Regions from separate parts of the Homo sapiens genome. Here region 1 is linked to region 2. Evidence: chromatin loops called from intact Hi-C (ENCODE). Cell type or tissue: heart left ventricle. All regions are shown on one strand. Each heading gives the region's core, and the rest is flanking DNA. Links, peaks and the distances in the headings are about the cores only.

Region 1 (11,339 bases), core at 5,135-7,634, 620 kb after region 2:
TCCTGTTTATCCTCCATCTTCCCTACCTCACAGCCAACTCTTCTTCCTGACAGTAGTCCCTCAATGACCAACAGCCGACCTTAAGTTCACCACCAGATGCTTCATGACAAACTCACAAAGGCAATAGCCACAAAGGGCCAACAACTTTCCCTGGGCATCTATCCAAGCCTGTCTTCATGGTCCCTTCCAACAGCTGGACGTATTGGCTGCCAGATGTCCCTGAAACCGCAGGCTGCCTTACCTATGTCAGGGTAGGTTCAAGACCTTTCTCTGAATCTTAAGCTTCCCTTTTTTTTTTTTTTTTTTTGAGCTTGTACCTCCCCAGCTCTTCCTACGGTCGTATAAGTCTAACATCTAATAAATTCCATTTTTTCCATTATACTCACAGTAATTTGGCTTCCCTGATTGACCCATCACTGAGATCATCACTAGCAGAAGGGATACTGTTCCAGAACTAGCAGCCTCCATTTCCTCCTCCTTGGGATGTGTGTTGTGAGAAGCTCATGTCACATAAAAGGCAACATGTGGGCACCTAAGCAGATAATCCCCAACTGAACACCCACTCAACAACTAGTGCCAACTGCCATCCATGAGCATGCACCATCTTGGATGTTCCAGCCCAGTCAAGCCCCAGATGACTGCAGCTCCAGCCAACAACACACGGAACAGAAGAACCACCCAGCTGAGCCCAGCCAATCCCTGAGCCCAGGGAATTATGATGATGAAACTATACCCTAAAGAGTTAATGAAACCAATGACAGAAATTACTGAGTTTGCAGGATAACAGATAAGAAAAAAAAACAACTTGCTGAGATGCTGAAATTCCCTCCTCTTCTGAGTATTTTTTTTTTTTTAACTCACAAGTTTTTTAAAAAGTTGGCAGTGGGCTAAAATTAATTGGAACCAGGATGACCAACTGGAGATTGTGCACAAGTTTGCTGACATCACAGCCCAAATTTCCACCACATATTTCATACTAACTTCTCCCAAATTTGCATATGCAACCTATGAAGTAACATAAAGAAATAAGTACACACACCCAAGGACTTTCCAGACTTCCCCTTTCCCTCCACCAACCACCTGCTAATCCCAGTATCTACCCCCTAAGCCTTTCCTAATAAAAATACTGCCTTGAAGCCAGCCCAGAGTGGCAGATTTGAGCTTGACTCCTGTGTCCTTGGGAGTCAACTTTCAATAAGAAGCTTTTCTTTTCTCAAAAACCTGGCCAGGCACAGTGGCTCATGCCTGTAATCCCAGCACTTTGGGAGGCCGAGGCAGGTGGATCACGAGGTCAGGAGATCGAGACCATCCTGGTGAACACGGTGAAACCCCGTCTCTACTAAAAATAGAAAAAATTAGCCAGGCGTGGTGGCGGGTGCCTGTAGTCCCAGCTACTTGGGAGGCTGAGGCAGGAGAATGGCATGAACCCGGGAGGCGGAGCGTGCATTGAGCCAAGATAGCACCACTGCACTCCAGCCTGGGCGACAGAGCGAGACTCCAACTCAAAAACAAAAAACCGGCGTCATAGTATTGGCTTCTAGTGCATCAGACAGCGAGCCCCTTTTGCTCGATAACAATGAGAGATAACAAGGCAGTTGTGTTGAGCCACTAGGTTTTGAAGTGCAGGTCTGAGACACAGACCCACGCAGCCATGGGTCCCCACAACCACTGGCCATGTAAGCCTGCCTTCTGCTTCTTAAAAGTGCTTCTGAGACATGCATTTGAGACCTGTTTGCTCTCAGAATGCTCTTCCCCCAGATCTTCTCCTGTCTGATGCTTTCTTGTCATTCAAGTCTCAGCTTAAATGTCATCTCCCCAGAGAGGCTCGCTGTCAGTTTCAGTGTGAACTTGGTTAAGCGATAGACCCCAGTTATTCAATCAAACAACAATTTAGGCATCAGGTGAAGGTTTTCTGTTGCTGTGATTAAAGTCTATAATCAGGTGACTCTAAGTAAAAACTCTCCTCTATAATCCGGGTGAGCTGATTCAACCCATTGAAATTGAAATGCCTTAAAAGCGGAACTGAGACTCTTTTTCTTTCTTTTTTTTTTTTTCCTGAGACAGGGTCTCGCTCTATCACTCAGGCCAAAGTCCAGCAGTGCAATCTCGGCTCACTACAGCCTTGACCTCCCAGGCTCAGGTGATTCTCCCACCTCAGCCTCCTCAGTAGCTGGGATTACAGGCACACACCACACCTAGCTAATTTTTTGTATTTATTTTTTTTTTTCAGTAGAGATGGGGTTTTGCTGTGTTGCCCAGGCTGGTCTCGAACTCCTGCACTTGAGCAATCCACCCTCCTTGGCCTCTCAGAGTGCTAGGATTACAGGCGTGAACCACCGCACCCACCCAGAACTGAGATCTCTCCAAAGAAAAAGAAATTCCACCAGCCTGCCCTTCCTAACAGCCTGCCCTTCCTAACAAACAGCCTGCCCTTCCTAACAGCCTGCCCTACAGATTTCAGACCTTCCCAGCCAGCCCCCACCATTGCATAGGCCAATTCCTTGCAATAAATCTCTTAATATATCTTATTGGTTCTACTCCTCTGGCTGAACCCTGACTGACCTGCTCTGATCAGCCCATCAAAGCCAGCCACAAAGCCACCATTGTTTCACTTCAGTTTTAATTCTTGCATAAAACCTATTACCATTTGATTTTTTTTTTTTTTTTTTTGAGACAGAATCTCACTCTGTCGCCCAGGCTGGAGTGCAGTGGCATGATCTTGGCTCACGGCAGCCTTGACCTCCCAGGCTCAGGCAATCCTCCTGCCTCAACCCCTCAAGTAGCTGGGACTATAGGTGTGTGCCACCACACCCAGTTAGATGGATTTTTTGTCTATTTTTTTGTACAGATGGGGTCTTGCTATGTTGCCCAGGCTGGTCTTGGACTCCTGGACTCAAGCGATCCTCCTGCCTCAAGCCCCACAAAGTGCTAGGATCACAGGCATAAACCACTGCGCCCAACTTGATATTTTTCTTATTCATTGTTTCTTCCAACATATTCTAGAGCAGCACTGTCCACTAGAATATTCTGTGATGATGGGGATGTTCTAGAACTGTGCTATTGCAATAGGGCAGCTGCTAGCCACCTGTGGCGATGAACAACTTGAAACATGGCTCCTGAGAACGAAGAAGGGAATTTTAACTTTTATTTAATGAATATAAGTTTACCTGGTCACACGAGTCTGGTGACCGCTGTACTGAACAGTGCAGGTCTGGGACACAGACTGATGAGAACCCACAGCCAGCCAGCCTTCCCCACCACTGTTATCCCCAACCCCTCCTGGCAACTGACACAGGGGGAGTTCCAACCGTGTTTACAGAATGAATGAATGGAGCCATTTGCGCCTAAGCGCGTTCGCATCAGGTTTCTGCCGCTCGTAAGCGAGAGTCCTAATTTGATGCTATCTACATGTAAGGGATTCCTGAGTGCCTACAGAACAGGAGGGCTGGAGAAGTTACAGGGGAAAGGAAAGACATCAGTGTCAACACCAGAACATACGAGACCCTGTGGGCTCCGGGAGGAGCAGCTCTTCCTCTGCCAGCCCAGCCTTTCCCAAGTTAGAAGCAAGTAGAACAATAGGGCAATCAAGACCCACTCTTAGTCTTTGTTCCAGTCAAAGGAAGACCGTACGGTGGCAGGCGGCATTCTGGGGGGCTTCATTCAAAGCCCAAACTGGGAAGAAGCCAGAGGGCATCTGAGGCTGTCCTATTTCGGGGGCCACTCTGCATCCTGTTTTTCTCCTGACTGCCAGTTCTCCCCCTTGATACTCAAGAGAAGAAGCCAGAGGAGGGCCCAGGCAGGCAAGCTCCCAGGAGGTTGCAGGGGTGCAAGGGCACCTGCCTGTCTGCAGCACCCTGGCCTCCACTCTCTCCCCTCCGTGGCTCCCTGAGCCCCCGAAGGATTCCCAGCATCTGTCACCTGCTCTAAGCCACCCATCGACTCTGCAGCCAGAGTGTTATTTAAAAACCGGAAAAGAGATCCAGACACCTTCTGTTCAGCCTACCCTGCTTACTCTGCAGTGTAAGCTCCTTGCCATGGCCCACCGTGGGGGCTGGCCCTGCCCACCTGTCTGGCTCCAGCTCCCACCACTCTCCCCAGCATCCCCACTGGGCACCCATACTGTTCTCTCTGTGCCTGGGATGCTCCCCTCCCTCCCGTCCCAAGGCACTTCTGAGTGTTCCCATCACTCCCAGTCATTAAGACTTCCCCTCCTCTTCAGGTCTCAGTTCAATCCTGAAGTCCTGAGAAAGTCCCTGAGCCCTGGAACCCAACACTGTGTGTGCCAGATGCAGAGAAAGTGCTTGATAAACACACGTGGGAGGGGGAAAAGGAGGGAAGGGTAGAAAAGAAGGAAGGGGAGGAGGAAGGAAAGCAGTATCTCCCATTATCCTTACATAAGCATATTCGTTTTAAAAAAGGAAAACAATATCCACAACACAGATCTTCTATTATCTTGACCAGAGGTTTTTCCTTGGGAAAGGAAAGATACAGATGACCACAAATTATGAGGCTGAAAACCATCAAAATGCCAAAAAGAAGAGGAGAGAGAGAAAAAGAACAGCAGAGAAGAGGAAGAAGGCCACAGCAACAGCACTCTGATAGCTGGGCCACATCTCCGCCAGGCTCTCTTCTGATAAGACAGCTGTGGCCCAGGACAGGAAGGTCTAGGAAGGGACCCTGCTGTCCTCAGACGCTGAAGTTCCCAGTTTTGGAATGGAGTGGGAGGTGGAGACAAATGGTGAGAACGTGCTCTTCCTGCAGCCAAATCAGTTTCACCCTAGGACCTCAGCTCTGTAGTAACCACGGAGGAAAACTAGGGCTGTGCCCAGAGAAAACTGGTTTGAGGTTTTGCCTCTATTTTTGTGGCCAGGGAATGGTAGGTTACCTCTGGAGAACAATCAAGCCAGACAGAAGGGGAGTAGTCTCAAAAGAAACAGCAGTGCTGAGGGAGACCGTGGCTCAGAGGGAAGGGAAACAAAGAATGAGAGTGCTTAATTAGAAAGGCTGAAGCCCCTTGGAAGGGCCCCTTGGAGGAAAAAAGAGAGGAGGATGAGGAGAAGTGGAGAAAAGTGAGCTGGGGGAAGAAAAAGGCTGGAGGAGCCTGGTGATGGTGATGGCGATGATGGTGGTAATGATGGTGGTGGGTGGTGATGGTGGTAACAACAGTGATGGTGGTGGGTGGTGATGGTGGTAGTGGTGGTGATGGTGATGATGGTGATGATGGTGATGACGGTGCTAACAATAGTGATGGTGGTGGTGGTGATTTGCCTGTATCATCTCATGTAATGCTCCCAGCAACCACTGTGGCCCACATGATCATCATCCCCATCCTGCTGCTTAGGAAACAAAGCACAGAATCATAATATGTCGTATCCACAATCACACAGCTAATAGGTGGCAGAGCCAGAACTTAAACCCAAGTTTGTTGGACTCCAGATTCCATACTCCTAGAAGATGATTGAGGACTAAGAAGGAGAAAGGAGAAAGAGAACGGAGGCTGCCCTAGCCACCTTATTTAATATGATGACCAGTCCCTCCATTCCAGAGGGCACTACCAACCCCGCTTAGCCTGCTGCACGTCTTCTTTAATCCATAGCACTTATTCTCACACACTGCATAAGGTACGTGATCATTAAGACAATAATTCATTGTCTGTGCCCCAGCCCCCCACACTAGAAAGTAAACTTTATGGAGACACACACCTCAGCACGCATTTCTAGAGATCAGAAGAGCACCTGGCATAGAATAACCATGCAACCAATTTCGTTGAATGAGTGAATAATGGTTTTTTGGTTTCAGGACATAGCTGCCACGAGAAGGAAAGGTTAAGCTATCCTGGCTCTGGGATCCTTTGATCTTGCTAAATGAATGAATGAGTATTCTTTGGTTTCAGGCTAAGGGTGATCTAACAAGCTATGAGAAGAGAAAAATGAGTTAAGATTTCCTATCTTCGGGGCTCCTTGGGCACTGGAAAATAAAGATATCCCTAAAACCCAAGGAGAAAACTAAGATTAGCATTAACATCTCTAAAATAAAGCTACCTCCATCCTCTGAGAAAGAAAGAGAGAGAGACAGACAGACAGACACAGAGACAGAGACAGACAGGGACAGAGAGAGAGAAAGAGATGACATTCTTGGCCAAGCACAAAGCAGCCTTGCTGCCATATCCTTGGTCTCCATATGAGTTCCTCAATACAACTTGTCTTCTGTCATTTAACAAACATGCATCCAGCCCTCACTTTGGGCCAGAATTTTAAAAACCTGATTTCATCACTGTAGGAAACACCAGCTCTGGGTTGAGCTGGGGCTATTAAGATGAATACAATATCACCCTCAAGAAGTAAGAGTATGATGGGAAAGATACTAGTTTATTCCTCAGTCTGGGATAACATTTTTAGAGTAAAGGAAAGCCATCCAACTCCCAAGATGGTTAGAAGCTTCAAGGAACCAATTATTATTTTTGAGGGAAGAAGGGAATTCCAAACATGAAGGATACTTTGAGGATGGCTCACTGGTTCCCCCTGGTGGACATTAATAGCAAGCACATCACACAGCTTTTCAGAGGTAGGGAGGGGCTCAGCGGTGTAGACCTGGTGGTCACTGAAGTATCTGCTGTTCCGGTAGCCAAGGCAAGAGGTCAGCTCAGTTTGCAGAGCCCAGGAAAGGCCTCATAGAGAACCAGGCTTTGCACTGGGCCTGGGGAAGAGCAGGGATTCACCAGAAGGACAAAAGGAAAGAAAATTCTAGGCAGAGGGATGTGAGTACCAAGATGTGAAATCCAAGCCTCATCTAGAAAACTCTAAGTAATTCATGAATTTAGCAGATATTTAGGGCTTGAAGGGAAAATGTGAATGGTAGGACTTCAAGTAGGAGCCAAACCCTGGGATGTTTTCCAATCCATGAGGAAGACTGTGTTCTTTAAGCCACTGGTAAGTTTTCAAGGATTGCTTGAGCTCAGGAGTTCGAGACCAGCTGGAGCAACATGACAAAACTCTATCTCTACAAAAAATACAGAAAAGTTTGCCAGGCATGGTGGCACACGCCTGTAGTCCTAGCTACCCAGGAGGCTGAGTGGGGGGATCGCTTGACCCCAGGAGGTAGAGGCTGCAGTGAGCCAAGATTGCGCCACTACACTCCAGGCTGGGCAACAAAGCAAGACCCCATCTCAAAAAAAAAAAAAATACACATGTATTGAACCATTACTATGTGCTAGATATTGATCTTCCTGGGAATTGAATAGTGAGCAGAAACAAGTATGATCCCTGCCCTTTTGCAGCTTACAGTCTAGTGGAAAAGAGAGGCATTCATTTAAAAACAAATTGCTCCCCAAAACAGGTAAGCATTAAAATGTTTTTAAGTGGCACCATCACCTGCAGGAACAGCATACGTGAAGTACAGTGTTAAGGATCAGAACTGGGTACACAATTCTTTACTAAGAAGTCTGAGTTGAGCTGACTTCAGTGCTAAGTGCTGTAGGAATGGGTTAAAATGGAGCACTTGGTCATTGCTTTCAAGGTCCCAGTGGCCCTAAGGCTGGCATCTGAGGCAGGACATAGAAGACTGAGTCTTAGCAGCCTGGGAAGAGTCCAGAGGGAGGCCTATGTGGAGGTAGGGGATCAGTGTAGGTTCAAACCATAGTGAGGTGTGTAATGAAAAGTGCTGCTTGACCAAGCATGGGGACACATGCCTGTGATCCCAGCACTTTAGGAGGCCGAGGCAGGAGGACTGCTTGAACCCAGGATTTCGAGACCAAACTGGGCAATGACAAGGCGAAACCTAGTCTCCACGAAAATTAGACAGGTGTGGTGGTATGCACCTGTAGTCCCAGCTACTGGGGAGGCTGAGGTGGGACAGTTGCTTGAGCCCAGAAGGTCGAGGCTGCAGTGAGCTGTGATCACATCACACCACTGTACTCCAACCTGGGTGACAAAGCAAGACCCTGTCTCAAAAAACAAAAAATAGAGGCAGGCCAGGCACGGTGGCTCATACCTGTAATCCCAGCACTTTGGGAGGTCGAGCCGGATGGATCACCTGAGGTCAGGAGTTTGAGACCAGCCTAGCCAACATAGGGAAACCCCGCCTCTACTAAAAATACAAAAATTAGAGCAGCATGGTGGCGCATGCCTGTTGTCCCAGCTACTCAGGAGGCTGAGGCAAGGGAATCACTTGAATCCAGGAAGTGGAGTTTGCAGTGAGCCGAGATCATGCCACTGCACTGCAGCCTGGGCGACAGAGAGACTCCATCTTAAAAAAAAAAAAAAGAAAGTGGCTATTACTAGCATCTACTAAATGATATAGAATAGAACAGGAATGAATTTACAACATCTTCATCATGCATAAGAAGGAGGAGTATTGTTTCATGAAACATGCTATAATTGTGTATGTGTATGTGTAGCTGTGTGTGTGCATGTATGTGTACCTATGTGTGTGGGGGGGGTCACAATATAAATTGTACTGTCCATCTGGATCAAAAAAATTTTTAAAAAGATCAGAGGACAGGGCCAGGTGTGATGGCTCACACTTGTAATCCTAGCACTCTGGGAGGCCAAGGCAGGCGGATTGCCTGAGCTCAGGAGGTCAAGACCAGCCTGGGCAACACGGTGAAACCTCGTCTCTACTAAAATACAAAAAAAAAAACTAGCTGGGCGTGGTGGCATGCACCTGTAGTCCCAGTTACTCGGGAGGCTAAGGCAGGAGAACTGTTTGAACCCAGGAGGTGGAGGTTACAATGAGCCGAGGTCGCACCACTGCACTCCAGCCTGGGTGACAAGAGTAAGACTCTGTCTCAAAATAAATAAATAAATAAATAAAAATCGGAGCACCAGAACTTTCATGGTCTCGCACAGCCTAGAATGTCACAAAAAAATGACTATTCTTCCCCATGGTCTCGCACAGCCTAGAATGTCACAAAAAAATAACTATTCTTTCCCATAAGGCTGACATAAATGCCTCTCTCATGGAAACTGGAATCTCACTCTACTTTTAAGGATGCTGCCAAACTCAGTAGTGCCTCCCGGATGAGACAACATGAATTCTGAAAAGCAATTAAAAACCTAACCTCAAACGCTCACTGTCAGGCATTGTGCCGGCATAAATTGGTACAAACTTTCTGGAAAGATATATGACAATGTTCACCATAATTTTTAAAATATGGGTTTTTTGTTGTTGTTTTTTGTTTTTGAAATGGAGTCTCGCTGTCACCCAGGCTGCAGTGCAGTGGCACAATCTCAGCTCACTGCAACCTCCACCTCCCAGGTTCAAGAGATTCTCCTGCCTCAGCCTCCCAAATAGCTGGGATTACAGGCATGCGCCACCAAGCCCAGCTAAATTTTTGTATTTTTAGTAGAGATGGGGTTTCACTATGTTGGTCAGGCTGGTCTCAAACTCCTGACCTCAGGTGATCCACCGGCCTCGGCCTCCTAAAGTGCTGGGATTATAGGTGTGAGCCACCACGTCCGGCCAAAATATGCAAATGTTCCACTGCAAGACCCCTCTCCTATGAATTCACTGTAAAGAAATAGCCACGGGGGTCCCCAAAGATAACACTCAGGGGTATTCACAGCAGCGTTGCTTATGATAGGAAAAATATGGATATTTCCAAAAATAGGAGATTGGTTGAATAAATTGTTAGTATTCAGGTATTAAAAATAAGAAGTGAATGCATTTATTGACAAAGGAAGATGTTTATGACAACACTGTAATTTGGTGCAATTTTTTTTAAGACAGGACCTCACTCTGTGGGCCAGGCTGGAGTTCAGTGGTACTATCTCAGCTTGCTGCAGACTTGACCTCCAGGACTCAAGCAATCCTCCCACTTCAGCCTCCCAAGTAGCTAGGACTACAGGCGCATGCCACCACACCCAGCTAATTTTCTTTTTTTGGTAGAGGTAGAGTCTCTTTATGTTGCCCAGGCTGGTCTCAAACTCCTGGGTTCAAGCAATTCTCCCACCTTGGCCTCCCAAAGTGCTGGGATTACAGGTGTGAGCCACCATGCCTAGCCTGCAATTTTTTTTTAAAGAGAGAAAACTGCCATCTGCTTCTCACTGTGGGTAAAGAGAGAAAGTCACCTTTGGAGCAGATTTTGTATGTACTGAGTGACTGAGAGGCCCCTCCCTGTCAGCCACACTCATGTTGGGTGAGTCAACACCATTGTGCTAGAGGTAAAGAGTAACATGACCTTTACAGCTCGTCAGCCAGGAGTGATTTTGCCTCCCTGGGAACATTTTGAAATATCTGGGGATATTTCCATGTGTCATGACTTTGAGTTGGGGGATGTTACTGGTATCTCATGGGCAGAGGTCAAGGATGCTTCTAACCAAACATCCTTCAACACATAAGACAGCCCCCAGTGCATGGTCTGCCCCCCATTTTATTTTTGAGACAGGATCTTGCTCTGTCACCCAGGCTGGAGTGCAGCAGTGTGATCATAGCTCACTGCAGCCTCAATCAATGTCCTGGGCTCAAGTGATCCACCAGCCTCAGCCTCCCGAGTAGCTGGGACTACAGGCGTGTGCCACCACACATGGCACATTTTTTTGTATTTTTTGTAGAGACGGGGTTTCGCCATGTTGCCCAGGCTGGTCTGGAATTCCTGAGCACAAGAGATCCTCCTGCCTTGGCCTCCCAAAGTGCTGGGATTACAGGCGTGAGCCAGTGTGCCCGGCCGCATGGTCCCTTTTGATGCTGACTGTACCTGAATCAGGATCTGCCAGCAAGAAAAAATACAAAAGGGCACGCATGGAGGACTGGGCCGATGACCTGTTTCAAGTATGTTCTGTTTTGTTCACCGCTGCCTTCTCAGCCCTGCTGGCACCCCATAGCCACTCAGATTAGAAGACTTCTCCAGGCCTAGAACAATATTCAACAAATGCTTGTTGAATAGAGCAGGTTGAATCAAGCAAGGGCATCTGTGAGCCTCCACCTGACTCTGCCAGACTGATGCTCAACAGTGACACCTTGTGGTGGGAACTGCAACAACCGTGCTGATGGCCACTAACACTTCTCCGTGGCTGGCATGTGCAGAGCGGATCCCTTGGGACAGAAAGGCCCCAGAATTTGCAGAAAAATCATGAGGCTAAAGAGAAGCAGGAAGCCTCAGGAAGATGATATCTGATGTTCTGCTAATAAAGACAAACAGGTATCTGAGCAATTAATGGAAAAGATCCAGGAGGGATGACAATATATTTGGCCCCCAAACTGATAGAACAAGTCACAGAGGTTATTTTATTAGGTGAAAAAAAAAAAAATTTAAGCAATATGTGTGGATAATTCTATTTTTTAAAGTATACATATATCCATTTGTCAGGAAAAATTATACCAAAATGACAAGAGCAGTTACC
Region 2 (2,500 bases), core at 1-2,500:
ATTTGGTTCATTTTACAATCAGAGACCTCTGATCTCTAATAGTCCCCCCTGCAGCTCCTCTGCATTGGCAAAAGCTCATCATTTGCAGCCACATGGATGGAACTGGAGGACATCATGTTAAGTGAAGGAAGCCAGGCACAGTAAGACAAATTTTGCACGTTCTCATTCATTTGTGGGAGCTAAAAACTAGAAGCAAATAAAGTCATGAAGATGGAGAGTAGAAGGAGGGCTACAAGATGCAGGGAAGGGTAGTGGGGAGGAGTGGGGGAAAGTGGAGATGGTTCATGGGTACAAAAATACAGTCACATAGAATGAATAAGATCTAGGCCGGGTGCAGTGGCTCATGCCTGTAATCCCAGCACTTTTGGGAGGCCGAGGTGGGTGGATCACCTGAGATCGGGGTTTGATGGTGAAACTCCATCTCTACTAAAGAAAAAAACTACAAAAATTAGCTGGCCATGGTGGAAGGCACCTGTAATTCCAGCTGCTCGGGAGGCTGAGGCACGAGAATCCTTTGAGCCCGGGGAAATGGAGGTTGCAGTGAACCGAGATTGCGCCACGGCACTCCAGCCTGGGCTAGAGAGTGAGACTCTGTCTCAGAGAAAAAAAAAAAGAATAAGATCTAGTATTTCCTAGATCTAGACAAGGTGACTATAGTCAACAACAATTTATTGTATATTTAAAAATAACTAAAAGAGTGGAATTGGAATGTTCCCAACACAAAGAAATGATGAATGCTTGAGGGGATGAATACCCCATTTGCCCTGATGTGATTATTACACATTGTATGCCTGTATCAAAACATCACATGTACCCCATAATATATATACCTACCAACCAAGTACCCATAAAAATAAAAATTAAAAAAACAAAAAACAAGAAAAAACCTTATCTTTAAACCAAGGCATGGTGAGATCCTGTTTCTTTTTCTCCTAAGCATGGGCTAAGATGGCACTAATGGAAGCTCAAGGTTCCAGAAGAAGACAGAAAGAGTTAGAATAGCAATTTCTGTTGTAGCCAGGGAACTGTTGATTCAAGGGAGTCACTCTTGCTCTGCCAGGCCTTAGAACTGGTGGAAGACCAGCCACGTTGGACCAGCCAATATGGCAATCTACAGCAAATAATGGCCCCCTTGGCTCAAGACTTCCATCTGCTGGAAGCCTGGTAATAACAGTTTTCAACTCTTTAATGACGAGGAGGTGAAATGCGCCCCCTAGGGTTGTGCGAAGCCTGGGGACCCACCTTGCTGAGGACCAGCAGACGCTGCTTCTCCTTCTCGCTGGTAGCTAGGGAGGCAAACTGCTGCAGCTGCAGAGGCGTTGGTGGCGTGGTGATGTCCAGGTAGTACTTGAAGGCCTGGAAGATGGTGCAGGGCGGGAGGCGGAGCTCGTCTGTCCAGTTACTGATGACACCTGTGGAGGTACAAGGCAGGTGACAGGTGGGTGTGGGAGGGCTTGAGTCCAAGTCGGGGGTTCAGGTCTGCTCCTGGAGCAGAGGATGGGGCCAGGAGAGGAGGGTGGCTCCAGAGCCAAGCAACCTTCTAGCTCTCCACCTTCCATGCCCAGAATCCAGGGGATTTCATGTGTGCAAGAAGCAAATCCCAAATTAGGCAAATGAATCCAAAAATTAAGAAAAATACATGAAGAGAGGAGAAAAATACTAAAATAGCATGACAGTCCACTGGCATTCTATACAATGAGCCCCCAGCTGTGCGTGACAGAGATAAGCCTATTTCGGCCCCATGTGTCTTTGCATGGTATCAGCCTCTCACCCCCTGAATGGGATGTTAGTGTTGTCATTATAAACACTAACACATTCTATATGCCGAGTACTATTATTAGTATTTTATATTAGCTCATTTAATCATCACAACAATCCAAGACAGTGTTATTCTTCTCCCTGCTGAGAAAAATAGAAGCATGGAGAGGTTAAGAAATTTGCCCGAGATCACACAGCTCATAAGCGTGAAGTCAGGCAGTGTGGCTTCAGACGTTGTTCTAACTACTATATTGTACCCCCTCTATACACTCTTCATCCAATACGTCCCTAAATATAAGCCTCTTCTCCATCAGGGGTTCAATCCCAAATAAAAAGCTCTATTTCAACACAGAGGAAGTACTGTCTGGGTTGGATTTATTTTTATTTTTATTTTATTTATTTATTTTTTTGAGACAGGGTCTCACTCTGTTGCCCAGGCGAGTGCAGTGGTGCGATCACAACTCACTGTAGCCTTGAACTCCCGGGCTCAAGTAATCCTCCCACCTCATGCTCCTGAGTAGCTGGGACTACAGACGTGTGCCATCATGCCTCACTACTTTTTTTTTTTTTTTTTTTTTTGAGATGGAGTTTCGCTTTTGCTGCCCAGGCTGGAGTGCAATGGTGTGATGGTGTGATCTTGGCTCACTGCAACCTCTGCCTCCTGGGTTCAAGCGATTCTCCTGCCTCAGCCTCCTGAGTAGCTGGGATTACAGGCATGTGCCACCATGCCTGGCTAATTTTT

The links. Peaks named below come from ENCODE experiments on the same cell type or tissue, not always from the same donor. Only the 100,000 strongest peaks of a DNase experiment are listed, where the experiment ranks them.
Region 1: a loop joins it to region 2, with 5 times the contacts of the local background. A loop is called at or near these places in 57 of 110 quality-filtered maps.

The regions. Positions count from the first base shown.
Region 1 is chr12:117,843,642-117,854,980 of GRCh38, forward strand. The region is part of intron 3 of KSR2 (kinase suppressor of ras 2); the gene reads right to left. LOC105370011 (a long non-coding RNA gene) reads left to right here. Exons shown (of 3, transcript XR_945403.3): 3 at 54-137. Among named protein-coding and RNA genes, the nearest start is that of KSR2, 120 kb to the right of the region's middle. RefSeq lists an enhancer at 3,327-3,844. In heart left ventricle, for the core only: a CTCF peak has its summit at 6,529 (motif pointing left); no DNase peak of the experiment used is centred there.
Region 2 is chr12:117,230,720-117,233,219 of GRCh38, forward strand. NOS1 (nitric oxide synthase 1) reads right to left here. Exons shown (of 29, transcript NM_000620.5): 22 at 1,243-1,412. Among named protein-coding and RNA genes, the nearest start is that of FBXO21, 42 kb to the left of the region's middle. RefSeq lists a silencer at 2,122-2,288. In heart left ventricle, for the core only: no CTCF peak of the experiment used is centred there; a DNase peak (open chromatin) is centred at 1,322; H3K27me3 peaks cover 1,593 bases.